2 separate regions of the Homo sapiens genome follow, and region 2 is linked to region 1. The links are chromatin loops, found by intact Hi-C in ENCODE. Cell type or tissue: MCF 10A. All regions are shown on one strand.

What was found. Peaks named below come from ENCODE experiments on the same cell type or tissue, not always from the same donor. Only the 100,000 strongest peaks of a DNase experiment are listed, where the experiment ranks them.
Region 2: it touches region 1 in a loop (3-fold over the local background); 7 of 110 quality-filtered maps call a loop at or near these places.

Annotation. Positions count from the first base shown.
Region 1 is chr7:132,934,001-132,936,500 of GRCh38, reverse strand. All of the region lies in intron 4 of CHCHD3 (coiled-coil-helix-coiled-coil-helix domain containing 3), which reads left to right. Among named protein-coding and RNA genes, the nearest start is that of MIR3654, 100 kb to the left of the region's middle. In MCF 10A, no CTCF peak of the experiment used is centred here; no DNase peak of the experiment used is centred here.
Region 2 is chr7:133,229,366-133,231,865 of GRCh38, reverse strand. No RefSeq gene overlaps it. Among named protein-coding and RNA genes, the nearest start is that of EXOC4, 22 kb to the left of the region's middle. In MCF 10A, a CTCF peak has its summit at 1,067 (motif pointing right); a DNase peak (open chromatin) is centred at 1,075.

The DNA of each region.
Region 1 (2,500 bases):
TGTGAAAATTTAATTTGTGCCTTTATTGACCTCTGCTCCCTGACCTTGCTGTGTCTTAACTTTGTGGCATTTCCATGAGTACACTGCTCTTCCTTCTTGCCCTTTTGCAACCGCAAGCTTTTGATTTCAAATGGACTCTTCCAGAATTAGATGAATTTCTCAGTTTTTACTTTGGTAGCAGCTACAGTCTTTTGCTCACTTGAAAATGATCTTATCCCCTGTTCTTTAGTACTTTATCATTGAAATAATGGAAAATAAGCATGTTAGACCTGCATTTAAGAGGGGACAATAATGCCTGTCATTTATCGGGTGCTTACTCATGCCGGGCACTATACTAACTCCACGTACGTTCTTAAATTGTTAAAGCATGAGGTGGTTGTATTCTTGTGCCTATGCAATGGTTAGAATGTCCCTTCTAAAACTCACATCAAAATTTAATTGCCATTGTGAGAGTGGGCCTCTCAGTGCACTCGTGAATGGATTACTGCTGTTATCTCAGGTGTAGGCAGTTGTCCAGGCAATGGTCTCCTGATGAAAGGATAAGTTTGGCCCCCATCCTCTCTCTGTTTTGTGTGCTCACTTGCTCTTCTGCCTTCTGCCAAAGGATAATGCAGCAAGAAACTCCTCACCAAATGCCAAGCAGATGCTGGCGCCATGCCCTTGGACTTTGCAACCTCCAGAACCATGAGCTAAACAAACTTCTTTTCTTTACAAATTACCCAGTCTTTGGTATTCTGTTACAGCAGCAGAAATTGACTAAACACCCTATGATAGAAAGGAAGCTTAGAAAAGTGAAGTGATTTGTCTAGAGTCACCAGTCAGTTTGGCTCCAGACTCATGCTCTGGGCTACTATGCCAAACCATCTCTTTAGTATAAATGTGTTTTCTTAGTATAATTGTGAACATTACCAGTTCAGATATAGGCACTATATGAAATATGACCCTTCTTGGTATAGATGGATATTTACAAAAATTTTAAAATTACAACCTGCAAGAATATATTTTACATCCTGACCCAGAGTACACACAGATTTTAATTCATACATAGGAAGTACTACTACTTGTGATTTATTGTTTTCTGCCTTCTTAAAGTTTCTATTTTATTGTATTTTCATATTAAAAATGCTAGTGTGATATGCTAAAATGATATAATAGTCCAATAGTAGGTAGCAACCTCCAGTCTGAAAAATCACTGAGAGTCAGTGCTGGCCTTGTAGGGTTCATGTGGCTGAGCGAAATCTGTGTTCCACTAGTTTTACTTTTGCTCATGTGCTGCCTCAGGTACTTGTACTTCTAATTTTGTTAGTTTTCTAATTTTGTGAGGCCTTGAATAGTTTTGCCAGTAGGCATTTGTGAGTGATTGGATTCTGAGGCAGGATTAATAATTTTCCTGAGGCTGTCTCTTGCCATTTCATCGTGGTCCTTTGGGGGTCCAGTGGAGTTTGGATTACACGAGTATACTCAGAACTTGTCTTTCCAGAGGCTTCCTCCCTTTTTTTATAAAGCTCTTTTATTCCAGGCATGTTCATTATGGCAACTGAAGGAAACTGAAGTACAAAAATATTATTTCTCCACTTGTATCTTTTCCATATTGTGCGGGAGATAGTATAAGAAATGTGTTATAAATAGAAATTGAGAAGATGCAGAATAGTCTCATCTTTATCATCTTGTACCCCTTGTCAGACCTACCAAAGTACTGGCTAAAAGGCTAGACTAAGGTTATTGCCCCATGTGTCTTTGCCTAGAATGAACTAGCAGTGTAGGAGCGGCATCACCTAGCGCTCTTTTGAAATAAGGTGTCCATGTCATCTCATTCAGTCCTTTTTGAGGAAGCAAACATTTGTTGAGTATCTACTCCATGATGGCCCTGTTTCAGGCTCTAGAGTTATAATGGGGAATGTGATACACAGGCCGCTGCTCTCTTGGAGTGTGTATTCTAGTGGGAAAGACGGTCATTAAATACGAAAGCAACTAGGTATATAACTATATATTTGGTTTCAGAATCAGGTAAGCATATGAAGAACAGCGATGTGGGGTCAGATGATAGAGAACTGTGGACTGCAGCATTTCCCTGCTTATCTGTGTCCCACCCCATGGATTGTGAATTTCTCTAGGATATAGAAATCCTCCAGAGATCCTCAATGTGTGAGCCCAGGACCACGATAGGATTTTCATTTGTGAAAGGCCTGTAACTCAGTGAGAGGATGTTTCAAGGAATAGAACCAAATGCGGTGTGTAGAGCAGTAGCATTGGCATCACCTGGAAACTTATCACAAGTGGGACTTTCCAGCCCATCTTGGACCTACTGAAGCAGAATCTGCAATTTAACAAGATCCCCAGGTGAATCCTTAGGCAAATCAGAAGTTTGAGAAGTTTGAGTAGTGGTTCTCAGCCTTGGCTGCTGTAGAGAAGGAGAGTTAGGTCCAGTAAGTCCCTCCCAGTGAAATGCTATTCAGCTAAACCTTTAATCTGCCAGGGTGGAAATCATCAGGTGCCCCAG
Region 2 (2,500 bases), 300 kb before region 1:
TGATTGCCAAGGTGAGGGGGAAGGTGGGAATGAGGAATGACTGCTTAACGGGAAGGGAGTTTTACTTTGGAGCAATGGAAATGTTTGGGACTAAATGCCACTACATTGTCCACTTTAAAATGCCTAATCTTAAGTGAATTTCACTTCAAGAAAAGACTTAAGATGAGATTTATATTTTCATAGTTAACATTTAATACATTCAATAGGAATATTTAGACTGCTGAATGGTTTTTTTCTGTGCACCAAAACCACCTCAAGGGCACACAAAGCAATCTTACTTTATTTTGGCTTTTACTGTGGGGGCTATAAAAAGGGTCAGGTTCATGGTCAGATGCAGGGATGGGAGTATCGCTCTACACTCTTTGGAAGAGATGGTTCGCCATCTTTGCAAGTCCAATTTCATATGTTCTCCCTGGCAAAGTAGAGAATGAGATATAACAAATAAAAATGTAATTGATGGAGTCTGAGGAGTCGTCTATTTCTTCCTCCCTGCCATTTGATACACCTGAATTTGATCCATTTGAGATGACCTCTCTCAAATTAACCAACTCCCAGGAAGGGAGGTTCTACAAACTTTTTGTGATAGATCTCACACCCAATGAGTAGGATTTGTAGGGAAAATTGTGACATTGATTATTACGTCTTTGTAATGTGTCCGTGGGAGGTCAACATTAAGTTCAATTTATCATTAACTGGACGTGTTTGCTAGTTTGGCAAAGGAAGTAATGTGTAATATGTGCACATTAATGGCATCTGTAATGTGTAATGTGTAATGCGTCCATGGGAGGTTGACGTTAAGTTCAATTTATGATTTAACTGGACATGTTTGCTAGTTTGGCAAAGGAAGTTATCTTGGTGATAGTGGAAGGGGTTGAGCATCTCTGGAACTTGGGGAAGGAGAGAACAAATTCCAAACCAGATCTACTTGAAAAACTTGTTTCAGCATCAACAGAGTGGAAACTGTACTTAAAGCACAAACTTTGTGTAACTACAGACAGAAACTAAGAATTATTTGCAACTAATATGCACATCTCAAAACAAGAAAATGACTGTTCCAACCGAGTCCAACAGGGGGCAGTAGTGATTTCCTCAGCTCCATAGGGTTATATTCAGTGGCAGCAAGTTGATCTCAAGTTTCATTAGGTTTCGGTTGCCAGATCTAGTAAATAAAAATACAGGGCATCAAATTAATTTGAATTTCAGATAAAGAAACCAATTTTTTAGTAGATTTCATATATTTCATATGAAACTGAGGCATACTTAGGTTAAAAAAGCATTTATCTTTTAGTATGATATCCATATTTAACTGGGTATCTGGTATTTTATTTGGCCATCCTAAATTGTGTGTGTGTTTAGGAGAGAGAGAAACAGGCCCAGAGAATACATGTGGCTCATCTAGTTTACACAGTCTAACATATTGAAACAGGATTTCTGTTCATTTCATCCTAATATGCTATGAAAAGGTGAAATCGTGGTCTGAAAATTAGGGAGTTTTCCTGATTCCTGTCTTTTTTCTGATCTTCCTATACTGGCTCTATCTTTCCTGCTTTATAGCCAAACAGATTTCTAGTTAACCTTGTCTGTCCCCATATTGGCAATCATCTTCATGGTTTATGTCTTCCAATGAACCTGTCTCCTTCTCCCAATTTTCTTATCCTGCCCCTGAGGTTTAATTTTGTTCAAGAGTCTTCTCAAAACAAACAGAAGGTAAATGAAGACTGTCAGCTTACTTCAACCTGGACCAGATGGAGTTAGGGAGGTAGTGAAAACATGAAGTAAAAGGAAGGAAAAACATGTTTTATTTGTCTCTTTTTGTCATATGTCACAGAACAGGAGACCTGCTATGTCTGTGATATTTACCTTAGAAACAAGGTTTGTGTAAATTGTGTAAGCCACATGACCACAGTTTTTTTCAATGGTAAATAAAAATAATCTCAACCTAGAACTGCAGGTAGGCTTCAATGAGAAAAGGATGTACAAGTACTTTGTAAGATGTTAAAGGCTATGGTTATAACAATTAATTTATTATGTGTTTTTTCCTTTTGGAATACTATAACTAATACAGGCTTTGATCTCTTAAAAAGAAATATTGTCAATATATATTCTTCGCCATCACTCCAACCCCAGCAACTAGTCAAAGGTGTTATAACAGTGATAACGAAGCTGAACTAAGGTAGGCTAAATAATCAGTACCTTCCAATTTCCTGGGGTTGAGCTCTCCCTTGGAGAGCAGGTAACAGTTGGGGACAGAGTGATCCTCTTTTTTTAAAGCCACATTAGAGTCTCCAAGAAATGACAATGTTTCAGATGCATAAAAGGAAACATTCTGAAGCTAAATACCAGGAAACATCTATCAAAACACAAAAGAAGCGAAAAATTACTTTATAATATGCAGAAAAGTATGCATTTGAATGATCACCTTGAAAGAGTTTTGGGTAGGGGATGGAGGAATAACACATTTATAGATGTTATGCCAGAGGATGGGTGACTGCCATATTCT